Regions from separate parts of the Homo sapiens genome. Here region 2 is linked to region 1. The links are chromatin contacts, found by Hi-C or POLR2A ChIA-PET in ENCODE. All regions are on one chromosome and are shown on one strand. Each heading gives the region's core, a stretch centred on a gene start or an enhancer-like site at or near the end of the contact. The rest is flanking DNA. Distances are from core to core; before and after follow the strand shown. Region 1 has its middle 240 kb from the start of MIR5702. Region 2 overlaps IRS1 (insulin receptor substrate 1).

Region 1 (7,531 bases), core at 4,543-7,042:
CTATGGCCCGTGTGGTCAATGTTGACTTTCAAAATTCTAATGTCAACGTTTACGTTGTAAATTATCCATTTATTATTTTGTGTGTCAGTTATAGTGAATAATTTCATTAATAAGAACAACAATAAAAACAATTTGAATATTCCACACACAGAATAGTGCATTAGATTCTAGAGTCAAAAAAAAAAAAGACATTGATGTTGCTTTAATAGAATTTTGAAGGGCAAGGACATATTCACTACAACAGAGTGCTAAATGGAAGAACACTGTATTTTTGAAATATTATACTAACTGATATTTTGCGGGTATTTCTGAGTATGGAACCTCCCACCCTTATCCACACAGATATGTTCTAAAACTCCCAGAGGATGCCTGATACCACGTATAGCACCAAACTGTAAATATCCTTTTTTTTCCTATACATCCACACCCATAATAAAGTTTAATTTATAAACCAGGCATAGTACTCCTGCACTATGGGGCCATTACTATGTAAAATAGGGGTTCACTGAACACAAGCACTGTGGATGCCTGGACAGTCGATCCAATAACCCAGCTGGCTACTAACTCACTCGCAGGCTTGGAGCATCTATGGCATGGAGGTTCCAGACAAAGGCAGGAGTCCTGCCCTGGGCAGGACACAGGGGGATGACACCAGATCAGAACAGCGGGCAATTTGAAAATTATCAATTTTTTTTTTTTTTTTTGGAATTTTTCATTTAATATTTTCAGGCCACGTTTGACCATGAGTAACTAAAACCATGGAAAGCCAAACCGCGGATACCGGGTTTTTCCTCCACTTTTCACCCTTTGCCCAATCCCACCAGCCTGAGTCATTGCCTCAGGGCAGGGCTGCAGCCAGACCTCAAGCACAAAGACTGAAGGCCACCAGCCTCTTTTCTATTTTAAAAGCCTATACTCTGAAGGGAATAGAGAGGTTTCTGATTTTATTGAATCTGAGGGTTTGAGAAGTGAATTCTTCTACCAAAACCTCACTCTGGACAGGGGGAGAGACCAAAAAAGAAATGATCAGAAGAAAGAAGTAGGTGATGCTCATCACAGGGGCCCATCGGTCTCCCAAGAAGAGCATAAGACAGTGGAAAAACAAGAGCTGAAGCAGGCAGCAAAATCAGAGACAGAGAGAGAGAATAGGGATGGCCACATGGTAAACCCAGGCATCCCAGGTGAGAGATTGTTGTATACGTTCTGGTGCTCTGGCACTGCACAGAAGTAACAGAATAATTCTCATGTGCCCAAGAGGGACCTCCTCAAAACCTAGGAGGCCATGCAGATGGGAACAAGGGCATTTTCACGGTTTCACAGGGGCAATAATTACTAAGAACCAGAGAGTAGGATGGACATCTGTTTGTAGGTGACATTGTGGACTTGAAGGCTTTATGCGTTCTTTGCTGAAAGCACTTTGGCATATCTTAGGTCAGATTCCACAGCAAACAGACTCTGGGATGGAGACTGGGACAGGGGCCCTGTTGGAAAGAACATTCACCCAATAGAGAAGTGAGGGAAGCTGAACTGGACAGAGAGAGAAGCTGAATTGAACTGTGATACAATTACAATCGAGGCCTCAGCCAATTGAGGCAAGGAGGCCAGGCCTAGGAAAACTTCCATCATTCATTCTTTGGGTCTGAGCTGCCTCTGGGGAGAAGAAGGGGCATAACCTTGGGCAAGGTGGTAGCCAGTAGCCAATACCCCCAGTAGCTTGGAGAATGAGTGAATCTATCTCTTTTATGATTGTGAAAAAATAGAATGTTATTCACTCTGGCCTACCCCGTCTGCAACTTAGATCCATTTATTTCTTACAGTAAATTTATGCCATATGGGGAAGACTTCTCTAGGGTTCTGGTTGGTTTTGTTCCTTGGCAAAGCATGGAAAAAGCTTAGTGAGAGAAACTATAAACTCCATCCCTGCAGCTGGTCTCAAGGCTGCAATTAACACTCCTGCTTCCCCTCCTCTACTACTCATTCTAGATTCTCCTCACCCTTGGTTGGTGACTTTGATAGTCTAGAAGGCTTACCTGGAAGAGTGATACTAATGCTCTTACCTGAGAGATCTCAGAATCTAGTCACCTTGCCATTCCCAGGCCACACTTGATGCATTTGTCCATGTCACACCAAATTGCACAAGAGAGTATCAAGAGTTGCTCAAGGAGATCACTTGCACGGCAAACATATTTCTCTCTAGCCCTATATTATAATAGAGACCCTACTTCCTCTTGGTGATCAAGATCAATAACCTCTGCCGTCTTTTCCTTATCTTCTGATTTCTTGAACAAGTTCTATGGCAACCGTAGCTTAAGTTCAATGAGACTCTCAATGTGGCTCCTGGTGAAAACATTTTCTCTCTGGGAATCAGGACTTTGAGACACACACATTCTAGAGTCATCAGAAACAGATGGACACAAATTCCCATGGTGGGCACTAGATATGATGGTTAGTGAGGCCATCTCTCAAACTATCTCCTGGTTCCCAGGCCCGTGTATTCTACATAATGGGGTAAAGCACATGTATTGGTTATTGATTTAGTGTATACACCACATTCTGGAGAACGGGGATCCATTCTATATTTGTCACATATCTGTGTGTGATATGACCAGGAGCTTCCTCAGTCATGGGCCCACTGCTGTACCTTTTTGCTGTTAAGTTCATTACTTAGTCTGAAACAAAGTTATGCAGAATCCTCTGTCAGTGGATGAAACATTCTTTAAGCCCTCAGAGAGCAGTGCTAGGAAAGTCAACTTACTCCCAAGATATTTTGTGAACACTGACAAGATGAATTGCTACTCCTTACAGGGTAGAAGTTCAATGTAATCAACTTTCCACCAAGTGGCAGGTTGATCTCCTTGAAAGATTTGCTGATTCAGAAGCTCATCACTGGTCTCTGTAATGAGATCAGCCTTAGTGAGTGGGAGCTCAGGGCACAGGGCCCAGGTATAGCCTCCATCCTTACTTCATTGCTATAACATTCATGAGTCCATTGTGCCAGCACTGGGTGGCTGATGACAGAGTTGGCTGAAGTTGGCTGGGTAGTTACTCTATCTGCTTGGGCCCTCTTTCATTATTGATGCTGTTAAGATGAACACAGAGATCCACAAACTGATCAATCCCCAAGGTCCATCCATGAACCTACTTGACCTTGATGTTCTAATCTTTTTCCTTCCAGGCCCCTGGCAAATGAGACATGTCATTCTGCTCATAAAACCATTATTTCTAATTTGACCTGTTTCTCCTTATCACTGGGAGAATCTACCCTCATCACTGGTTTTCAGAACCTTCCCAAGTGGGATCATCGTAAAGCACAGTTCACTTTCAACTCGTACCCACAAACCAAGCTGACCATCTGTAAACCAAGCATGGTTTAGAGAAGTACCAGCTGTCATAAGCGATCCCCCAGGGAACTAGCAGTATGAGGTGAAGGAGAGGCAGCAGTTAAACCCTGTAGGCAAAAGGGGAATGAATCATGGTAACCTTACATTCAGCTTACTTGTACCCTCTGTCTCTTCGCATATATAATTTTTTTTTCAGATGGAGTCTCACTCTGTCACCCAGGCTGGAGTGCAGTGGCATGATCTCGACTCACAGCAATCTCCATCTCCCAGGTTCCAGCGATTCTCTTGCCACAGTGTCCCAAGTAGCTGGGATTATAGGCACGTGCCTTCACGCCCAGCTAATTTTTGTATTTTTAGTAGAGACAGGGTTTCATCATTTTGGCCAGGCTGGTCTCAAACTCCTGACCTCAGGTAATCCACCCACCTTGGCTTCTTCTTCTCATATATAATTTAATAGATTCAGCTGTCCCTTACTTTCAATCAATGAAATTGACTTATCCGTGAAGAGGCGAATATAAAGAAATAAGACAAGACCCTACGGAGCTTTAATAGCACTACCATATGATGATGCCCTGCTGCTGGATCCATCCTGTCTTACAACTTGGCGGTTCTGAAATAATATAATCATGATATGTTCTGGTCACAAAGTCACATAGTGCCTCCACTTGAGCCTAGTAGCATGACAACACTAGAAGCAGCAAAAAGGGCACAGTCTTCTGCTGCAAATGCTGCAACCTAGTTCCATGCTCCTTGGGTCTTTATCATAATTCTCCTATTGGGTTTTGCAATAAACTCTACAGTGTGTCTTTTTCCCTGTGGTGCCACGTGATCTGCTGACCCAAGTGACAGATTGCTTGCATGGCAACCTGGACTTACTGTGGGACCTTTTCCTGCTCCAGGCCCCACTCAAAGTTGTCAGTCTTCCAAGTCACCCAGTAAATGAATGGGAACAGCATATCCAAATGTGGCATATGCTAGTATCAAAAGATACCTATTAAGTATTGTGCTCTGTCTTAATGGTAAGAAATGCAAGCTAACTAGCCATGAGAAAAGACAGTAAATGTATACTTCTTTTTTTTTTTAGAGTCTTTCTCTGTCACCCAAGCTGGAATGCAGTGGTACGATCTCGGCTCACTACTACCTCTGTCTCCCAGGTTCAAGCAATTCTCATGTCTCAGCCTCCTGAGTAACTGGGATTACAGGTGTGTGCCAGCATGCCCAGCTAATTTTTGTATTTTTGTAGAGACGGGTTTCACCATGTTGGCCAAGCAGGTCTCAAACTCCTGACCTCAAGTGATCTGCCCGCCTTGGCCTCTCAAAGTGCTGAAATTACAGGCATGAGCCACTGTGACCCACCAATGTATACAAATTTTTGTCTCAAATGAATGCAAATTGCTTCTGATCCTACTTTCCCATAAGGATGGGGGAAATATCTATTCACCATATTAATAGCTTCCTATTATACATGAAGGCTGGGTTAATCTACTCTAGTAGACTAAGTGCTCTGATCAAGCAACTGTAATTGGGTTTGTTTCTTGGTATCAGGCTGCCTGAGTTGAAACTCAAACTTTATCACTAAATACTTAAGGTAAGTTATTTAACCTTTCTGGGACAATTTCTATATGCATCAAATGGAGATTATTATAGTATCTTAATTATACAGTCTTTGTGATTATTAAAATTACAAAATTTACACAAAGTAGTTAGCACTGTGCCTGGCACATAGTGATCACTAAGTAATCAACTTACATACATTCGTTTCACTACCATGGGGTTAAAAGGTAGTTTGATTTATTAAAATTCATCAAACATAGAGTTTTCTGTTATATAAAGCACTTGAAGTAAATCTGAAATACATTTAACTTAGGGTACAGTCATGCAGAAATATAAGATAGGGTTTATTTTGATAGTACCAACACTGCCATTGATCACAAATATTAATGTAATTTACAAATCAAATACATAATTATCAAAGTAGAACATTTGCTCAGTTACTCACTGGTCTAAATTTTATGCCACTTGCAATAATTATGCTATCAAGAATTTAATAATCATGCATATGGGATAGCTTCCCCAATATTTGTCTTTAACTCTAGCACAAGGACTAACTACTAACCATGCCACGATGTATGTACCCAATAGGCTTAGCAAGTTTCTCCATCTAAGATCACATCTATCAATATATTTTCCCCACTATGCTAGAAATTCGACAGTTACATGGGAAAAGAAATCATATGAAGAAAATGAAACTTCTTCTTGCTCATCACAGAAACGAGAAACTACCTCCATCATCACTTCCACAACCTCTTAACCACAAAGCAACCCTGCCCAGTCTGTGCTTCCTCCTTCTTTTTATATCACTGCGACGATCTTGGCAGGGGAAAACAAAGCAGAAACAGAACCCAGCATTTCACATTAATGTAACAGTCTTGCTACCTGCAAGACAGAGTGGGGAGGGTTGTGTGTGAGCATTACAGTCAGCCTCCCGCCCCCTGGATGATGGCATAATGCTGATCATACCCTGATGGTGAGCATGCAGCTTGCAGAGGAACCAGCTCGCTGCAACAGAGGCTTAGCGCCTAGCTGCGCTTTGAGCTGGCAGGGGCAATCTTCATATTCTGTACTGCAAAATCACAGGAAGGGCTGTTTATAAACCTGTGAAAGGAGGAATTTGATTTCAAAGGAAAAGGCTTTAGAGGAATTCCAGCTGCCTGGCACATAGTCTGTTTCTCCTGCCTTCATCCTCATGGGGCTCCTGCAGCAAGTAACACAGAAATGACCATTGTAGGGAGAAAACATTACAGAGTGTGAGAAAGAAAGAGAGAGAGAGAAAGAGAGAGATTCTTAGCAGGCAAAATAATACAGCCAATTTACCAGCAACTTCATTTGGGGCTGGTACGTGCGTTTCCTAATAAATTGCCGAATATCTAGACTTTATGTGAAGCTTATCAGATGAATATCCTTTAACCCCATTTGATTTGCAGTCCTTGAGTACTCTGCAGGTATTTCAGTGATTAATAAAGCATGCTGGTAAGGCAAAAGAAAGGTCTGTTCTGGATTTTCTAAGAGCTCTAAGTCAAACATTTTCTGCAAATTCAGACAGAACTCAATCACAGCTCCAATTCACAGTCATTAAATACCTCGTTAATGTTGTGTGATTTACCAACAAGACAAAGATCTGTCACACTGCAGTGTAACTCTTCAGCATACAGAAAAACTAGTGAAACCACTAGGGAAATTAGTTTTAATAGTAGCACATAACTGTAAATCATTCAATGGCTGGTCACAAGTTTAATCTGTTTTCCAGTTTTTCTGTTGTTTTGTTTTACAGAGCTTTGGGTACATCTGAATTATTGCCAAAATGACCATGGTTTTAAATTACACACACACACACACACACACACACACACACACACACACACACTTGAATTGAAACAAACATCAACAGATCTTACTCCCAGAAACGTGATAGACCGAGTGAGAGAGAGAGAGAGATTGAGACAGAGAGATTGAGAGAGAGAGAGAGAGAGAGATTGAGAGAGAGAAAGTACAAAGACACACTCCTGGCACTCTGTGTTTAAATAGTTTCTCCTCAACCCTCTTTTCTCAAGTGCTAGGAATATTATTTTGGAATGCTTCTGCAGGACTCCAGAGATTATTGCTGCCATATTTCAAAATCACACCTAGAATTACAATCTCTATTCCAAGCGGAGTGTGAGCCTGAGCCCTAGGAAATGCTTTGTTCTTGACATTAGTAATAGAAACCCCATTAATAAACACCTAACATGGAAGTAGTTGCAGATTTGAAAGAACTAAATACAATGCTGCACCCGTTTTCTCCCTTTAAATCCCTCCCTGTGAGTCATGTCCAAGCCAACTGTTCTTACCCACCTCAGTCACCTCTAGACATGCTTAATCCCAACCTACAATATTGAACATTCCTGACTCCCGCATGCCAGTCACCCTCTAATCTTTTAAATCTGTCCCCCTACTCCCCTTTTCTACATTCCTGGGACTTATCAAACTTTTGTAATTCAGGATTAGTTTGCATATTTGCCGTGGGTCACCCTGGGATACACAAAGCTATCCTAGAACTCAGGGTCTTTGTGGTCCCTGAAGCTGGAGGTAGGTGACATAGAAACCCAGATACTGGGACACTGTCAAGTGTCCTAAATGCTGAATTTAGGCTG
Region 2 (7,797 bases), core at 5,279-7,778, 350 kb after region 1:
CAGTGAGGGTGCGCCACAGCATAACCTCTGTGAATCCTCGCGCAATTCACCTCTTGGGTTGCCGTCGTCAAGGTTTGATTGCTCATCTATATGCGAGCAGATCAGAAATGGACCAGCTGCCTAGCTTGCTGTTCTACAAGATGTACCATAAGACACTAATCAACTACTCCTTAAAGACAACAGTGTACATGTATTTTTAAGCGGTGGTTATAGAAATGCTGTCGATAGTGTACTTAGAAGTCTATCGCACAAACTTTGTTTCTTGTTAATTTTCCTCAAAGGCAAGAAAATCTACTTATACTTCTATTTCACTCCTTTTGAATTATATATCCTTAGCTCTCGCAAGCTTACACTATAGCTTCACCAATTCCTATTCTTTTTATAAATATTACTCATTCATTCATTCATTCATTTGAGATGGGGTCTTGCTATGTTGCCCAGGTTGACTCAAACTCCTGGGCTCAACCAATCCTCTGATCTTAGCCTTACGAGTAGTTGGGGCTATAGGCATGTGCCACTATGCCCAGCTCACCAATTCATATTCTTTTCTTAGAAAAAATCTGCTTAGACTTACCTCCCTCGGGAAATACACAGTTGAGCTGAAATGGAAATTAGAGACAAGATAATGCCTTTAAATTTTTATTGACTAACAAGTAGCAAAAACTCTTACTGAATCACTATTTATTGTCATATAAGCTTCTTTGAAGGGTACTCTGTGCATCCTACTCCTGGACTGGTCCACATAAGGGCCAGGAAGACTTTTTATCGGGGCCCTGTGGGGAATCGCCAACTTATCTGGGTTTCCTACAAAGTTGACTAATATTGCTCTCTGTGAGTTCTCTAAAACAACCCCATGAGCACTAATGGACTTTCCTAGGCTCACAGGAGTAAAGTATCCATGGAGCTTTTCCACCTGCCTACTCAACAGCTGGCCTCACAGCTTTGGAGCAACGAGAAAACTCCAGTTCCTACTTTGCAAAAATTGGGGAGGAACAGGAAAGGCTTTCCCACATTTCTCCTCTGCCACTTCCGTAAAAGAACTATGCAGGATGTCTTCATCAGCTGAACATAACAGGAACCAAACAGAAGCCACTTTAAAAAGTAAATCTGTTGAAAACATGGACCTAATTTTTATTGTAAATGGATTTAACTGAAATTTTACACTAGGGAATAAAGCTGAAATATATGAAAAAACTATATTACCTTATGTTTAACAAAGCATGTTTTAATTGAATCTACTAGAAAATTCTTAAATGAACAAAGTTTGATCAAGTGTTCATGTTTTTGGATTACTTTTCCTTCACGTTTCAACTTCGACTTCTTGTTTGGTCATCATGGAACAACCATAAAAAGAATCATTTCTGTAGAAATATTCAAAGGTTTTATGAATTTTCCCAAGGCCCTCTCTTAATCTTATATATATATATATATATATATATATATATATATATATATATTTTTTTTTTTTTTTTTTGAGACAGGGTCTCACTCTGTTGCCCAAGCTGGAGTGCAGTGGCACGATCTCGGCTCACTGCAATCTCTGCCTCCAAGGTTCAAGCAATTCTTGTGCCTTAGCCTCCTGAGTAGCTAGGATTACAGGCGTGTGCCACCAACCTCAGCTAATTTTTGTATCTTTAGTAGAGACGGGGTTTTGCCATGTTGTCCAGGCTGGTCTTGAACTCCTGGCCTCAAGTGATCCACTTGCCTTTGCCTCCCAAAGTGCTGGGATGACAGCGTGAGCCACCACGCCCAGCCAATCCTATACTATTTTTACCATGCATTTTAGAAGTACTAAAGTAGTCATTATCTTTGATTTGTTTCTTCAACAGTTGACTCATCTGCTAGATCTTTACTGGTCATTGACTGCTTGTGAAACCCAGCAATCCACCAGCATTACTTTCATTGACTTTATGAAATGCTGCATCTTTCACAAAAGGTGTATTTCCACACTGAATAAAACTGGATGAAGGATCACTGGTATTAAGTATAAAGAGATAATAAGCAAGGGCAGAGTTTAGAAGTGCTTAGTTCATTAGTGAATATTTTTGTGTCTTCTGCTTCCCTACTAAAACCTTATAATTGCAGGAACTCAAATAATGAAGATCACTCTCTTGCCACCATTCCATATGGTAGGATTCGGTTTCATCAACCCACTAGCATGCCTTCATGAAACCATAGAGCCAGCTGTCGAGAGCAGCTCAAAACAAGAATGATCACAGAATTAACACCTAAAAGCAAATGGTATAATAAAAAACATCATTAAAAGTTTACTCAGCCAACATAATTTTCCAGGAAGTTAGTAAAATCAAGTTAAAAAAAAAAAAGGCAATGAAGGTCAAAGCAAACTCACATTTACCTGATTAGTGCCAAATGTTTCTACTACAGGTTTTGCATGTCACCAGAAAAAAGGCCTGATATGTAGGTGTTAGAGCAGAATAGTATCTAGCCTACAGGAAGATTAAAGGATTAAAATGAACTAATACTCTACTTCCTAAAACATACAGACTTCTACACAGTGCCAGTCAAATGGCAGCCAAGTGTTATCAGCAAGGCTAAATTTGGATCACATAACCTAAAAACCACTTAAGATAAAAAGAGTGCTGAAATAAGCGCAAGCCATAATAAGGGCCAATGAGAGAATGGGTCACGTCAGGTGACATGGTTTCCAAAATAAAAAAAGGCCAACTCAAAATACAAAAGAACTGGGATAAATTCTTGATAGCTGGAATGTTTGGTGGAGGCTTAAAATGAGCACCTTACACCCCACCCCCAACAAAAGGGCCCTTAGCCATTCTTTATAGAATTGAGATCCTGCTTTAAAGAAACCAGAGCACACATGTCTTGCAAGGAATGCATTAATGATCATAACCTGGGTGGCCAAGCATCCAGACAGGCCTGGAACTAGGACTGAACTCTGGTGGCAATACGCAAAGGGCCTGGTTTGACCAATGGGTATCTCAGAAGCTAGTGCAGCCTGCCGCTGTGGCAAGACTAAAAAAGAAACCTTTTGGAGCCACCCCTAAAATAAGCCTCGGTGATGCTGGTAATGAATGTATGAAAATCTAGGGTAGAGGTGGCTTTAGTTCATTATCTAAGAGGTCTCAGCTGATTGGCACTATCAAACTCAAAGGCATGAGGAGTAACACGTCACACAGAAGAAGTCCATGTCCCTCTAGAATAAAACTTAGTAACATGGTGAGTGGTCCAGGCACACACACTGACATTCCCAGGCTTTCATCATACTTTGAATGAAATTCAAGCAACTTCCCATGGCCTATGAAGCCCTGTGAGACCCTAGCTTACTACCCCAATCACACCTTCTACCCCATCCCTGCTGCTCCAGATGCACCGGAACATAGGATCGTTCCCAGCATAGGATTCTGCATCTGCTGCTTCTACTGGGACACTCTTCACCAGCACACAGCCTCGCCCCATAAGTCTCTCCCTTACTTCACTCAGATGTTTGCTCAGTCACTGCCTCCTTTCTGGCTACCCTTATCAAAAATGGCCCACCCTACCCATTCTTCTCTATCCCTTTACACTATTTCATTGGTTATCATTTGTTTCTTCCCTTGGAATAATAAAAACTCCACGAACACAGAAACCTACTATCTGTCTGATTCACCACATAGTCTCTGTTTTCCAAAAATGTGTCTAGGCACATAGCAAATCTCAACAAGGAATGAGATTTGGAATAAATGAATGGACATATACTTGTTGCATTGATACAAATATATTTTATAAAGTAATGAAATATTAAAATAATAAGCAAATAATCATCAATAAGACTAAAATAAACCAAACCAAAGCCAAAGGGCTAATCAAAAATTTGAATGTTTGTGTGCTAAATATTGTACCAACAGCAGCTTAGTAAACCACCCTGAACTCTCCTCTGTACCTGCTGACCTTAAAATTCATGTGAAACTAGGTTCTGGCTGTTACTAAACCAATCTAAATGCCATCAAAAGTTCTCCAAAATCTTGTAGTGGCGCTATCTCGGCTCGCTGCAACCCCCACCTCCTGGGCTCAAGCAATTCTCCTGCCTCAGCCTCCGGAGTAGCTGGGACTATAGGCGCCCCCCACCACGCCCGGCTAATTTTTGTATTTTTAGTAGAAACAGGGTTTCACCATGTTGGTCAGGCTGGTCTCGAACTCCTGACCTCACGATCTGCCTGCCTCGGCCTCCCAAAGTGCTGGGATTACAGGCGTGAGCCACCGCACCCAGCGAATCCTTCTTTAAAGTAACCAGAGCTCACTGAGGCAAGACAGATGGTGCCTTCAGTGACCCATTCTCTAACAACAATGTTGTAACACTTGTCTGCAAAATAGGAACTCATGTTCAATATGTTTTATGTAACTATATTCAATATATTGCAATATTGTTTATGCAACTGAAGAGACCATCAGAACCTAGAAACTAGTAATAGGATTCTCCCAACTCAATACTCCCACTATCACCGAATCACTCTGTGACCATATATTCTTAAAGCACGGAATACATGCCAAAGATGAAAATCCACTAAGCAGAGTCAAAAAAGAGTTATGAACAGATGATGAAACTGAAGACAACTAAGGCCATCAGCCTTGCCCTGCCAAAGATGGTCACTGGCAGTGCAGTACACATGGACACTGAACTCAGGACAGTCCAGGTTCAAATAATCAGTGACCGGCAAGGAAACAGAAGCTGCTGCAAGACTGCCCGGAGTGTCTTCAGAAAGCAATTAGATCTATGGAAGACTAGACCAAGGCAATGCAGGCCTGCAGCACCCCAAGGAACCACAGAGCCATTTCGAGGCTGTCCTTCCAGCCAACCAGACATGGATGGAAGATCTAGACATGCAGATGTTGTTTTAGGTTTCCGACGCGTTTCATGGGAGGCTTAGAAACTTAACTTTCACTTGAAAAGCAACAACTTATCAACCCATCATTATAACCTCAAAGTTGTTTAACAAAGCTATTGTTTTAGTAGGAATGAGGCAGATAACAGGGAAGGACTACTCTTGTCGTTATCTCTAGAAAACTTTCTATTTATGACTCCAGAAAAACAGGTGCATATAAAAATTAGTCATAAGCCAATGGAATGGAGTCTTCCAACTTTTCTGAATTTATCGGTCCATTCACTGATCACAAGTATACATTCATCTTAGTTGAGACATATCAGCCATTGATCGCCTTACTGCCATATAAAGTATGGCCGTTCAAGTCTTACAAAATGTAGCCTCCCAGTTTCACTGCTCTCCTGTCTGGTAAGCAGTGGAGGCACTAGGAAATCTACTCCTCTCCCAGAAAGGATATAGGAGGTTGAAAAAAAAAGAGCAGTAATAAAGTCCTAGCAGTCATGAATGCATTTTGAAAACTTTATGACTAGGGTTGACTATGTCATAGATACAGGCAATTGATTACCAGTGTTCAGAAAGTATTTTCAAGCAGGGCTAATAATCAAACACTCCACATATGAAAGAGAAAACTTCATTTAACAAGCTACCTTTTAAAGCCTTTAATTATTCTAATAAATTATGATTTTCCCCTCAAACATGTGTGAATTGCTGAATGGCATCTTGCCCAATAGAATTTTTCAAAAGAAACTTCAAAAACAATAAAACTAAATATGAGTGTGGTCTACTTAGCTTCTTTGATAAATTTAGTATGATACATTGTTCATAAACTCCTCCACCCTGCCTAATTTTTCCTAAGAGTACTTACCACTATCTGAATTAACTTGATCTGTTTAGTGCCTATTTCTCCCTCTAGAACATAAGCTCAGAAGTGTGGAAACGAAGTCTTATTCCTAGCCCTATTCCCAGCAAATAGTAAAGCCAAAATAGTGAATGGCTTTACAAATATTTGAGGATCAAATGAATGAACAATGACATCTATAACATACAGTCTTTGGACACATATATATGTGAATATGCAACATATATGTACAACATGTTGTATATAAAGATACAAAACAGACAAAGCATTTTACACATGTACAACCTGATGTAGTATAGCATGGGAGAAAACATTAACCTGGAGATAGAATATCAGGGTTTTTATTTTTGTTTTTGTTTGCTAACTCTACCATGTAACAGCTGTATCATCTTAACCAAGTTACTTACACTGTATGGTCCTGAGTCTATTTGTCTGTAGAAAGAACATTCTGAGCTTTATTATCTTTAGGGATACTTTTAACTCGAATATTTTTCTCAATAAACTGGACTCTTTGGAAGGCTGAGGTGGGAGGATCTCTTGAGCACAAGAGTTTGGGGTAAGCTATGATGATGCCACAGCACTCCAGCCTGGGCATCAGAGTGAGACCCTCTCTCTTTAAAGTTCATGTATATATATATAACTTTTGGAGCATGAGAACTAGCTAGATCCTGTCACTGTCAGTGACGGAAGAACGTTGGTAGTGTGGGCTGTGTTGTTTGTGATTTTAAAGGTTACCCTATTTTTATGGGAGGGAGTGGTATATGTAAATATGAGCACATTCTTGGTCCTGACTGTGTTTATCAAGGTCAGAAGGTGTTGGGGAAGGATGACGGTGATAGGGCATGGCATGGCTGCTGAGGAGTTTATAGCTGGGTCCCCTTTCCTGTTCCCAAGCACATGGTATCAGCCGGCTGTCCGGTGGCTCAGTAGGCTCACTGTGTTCCAAAATTACTTCAGAGCATTCGGCTCCACCACTCAAGGAAAAGCAAAATAGAAAATGAGGAGAGGAACAAAGGAGTAGGTTGGAGGAAGGGTGAAATTCATAGGACAGTTTTACAGAGAGCCATGAACCACAGTTAGTTACTGATTTATAATTACCCAGAGGCCAGGAGTTAGAATTTTAGTAGTTTCGTTATTTTGCTTTCCTTACAGCATGGATTATGTAAATTGTTGTATATATGTCTCTTGAATATATATAATACATATTTAAACATACATATAATATACTTAAACATCTATATATATGTTTATATACATATATAAATCCATCTCTTTAAGATGCTCATGCCTTCTGCCTGGCACAGCACACAGCACTGGATCTCTCTGTCAAAGAGTGCTGAGACTCAAGAGTAGAGTCAAGAATTCTACAGAAGAAAACATTCAGCACTCCCCAGTCATACTTTTATTTTCAAGTTTTTATATATAATTAAATCCACAGGAACTATAAAATGCATGTACCTAGCTCCTTTTAAAGTTTAATAAATATATTTCAGCCATTAATCCTGATTTATACTTACAGCTTGTAACATAATTTAGCCCACATGTAGAACTTTGCTTTTTCTATGCCAAGCTAATAAATGCAACCCAGTTTCCTAGAATTTAACAGTACACCATACTCATACTTCATAAAATAAATATCTGAACAAGAGACTCAACACTGTTGTATCTTTTCAGGCACTCAATCTTGATATACTCTTACAGCCAAGAAATCTAGGAAGCTGGCTGAGTTCAAAAAATATTTTTAATAAGGAAGGAACAAAAACCAAAAGCACCCCTATGTTCTAAGGGTGAAAGGGGCGTTGGTGGGATATAACTCAAACCATGACAAACTCTGTGTATGAGAGGCAATTCACAGCTTACAATTTTACTTTCATATGTTATTTCATTTGATCCACAAAACAACATTATAAGACAGACTGGGGCAATATTACTATCTCCAATTTTGTGAACCAGAAAATCAGGTCAAGGAATGACAGTTCCCAGGAGGTGGCAGAATCGGGAATAAAATTCACATCTCCTCTTTTCTTGTCCATGATGGTTCTATACTTTCATTTGATCTTTCACTTATAATAGTCAACCTAGTCTTGCACTAAAACAAAT

Evidence for each region. A loop is a pair of places that touch in the nucleus more often than their neighbours do. ChIA-PET counts read pairs that join two places held with the same protein, here RNA polymerase II (POLR2A). Pooled maps may share reads with other maps.
Region 2: a loop to region 1 is called in a map of naive thymus-derived CD4-positive, alpha-beta T cell, with 14 times the contacts of the local background. The contact joins two enhancer-like sites. A Hi-C loop is called at or near these places in 1 of 168 maps with a recorded cell type or tissue (naive thymus-derived CD4-positive, alpha-beta T cell), 2 of 37 single-sample maps with no recorded cell type and 7 of 50 pooled maps. POLR2A ChIA-PET finds 5 or more read pairs at or near these places in 2 of 52 experiments (AG04450 and activated T-cell).

The regions. Positions count from the first base shown.
Region 1 is chr2:226,417,904-226,425,434 of GRCh38, forward strand. No RefSeq gene overlaps it. Among named protein-coding and RNA genes, the nearest start is that of MIR5702, 240 kb to the right of the region's middle. Within about 2 kb of position 5,793, at least 3 of the 41 ENCODE cell types and tissues checked have a DNase peak (open chromatin) inside an H3K27ac peak, as active enhancers do.
Region 2 is chr2:226,764,708-226,772,504 of GRCh38, forward strand. All of the region lies in intron 1 of IRS1 (insulin receptor substrate 1), which reads right to left. Among named protein-coding and RNA genes, the nearest start is that of IRS1, 31 kb to the right of the region's middle. Within about 2 kb of position 6,529, at least 8 of the 41 ENCODE cell types and tissues checked have a DNase peak (open chromatin) inside an H3K27ac peak, as active enhancers do.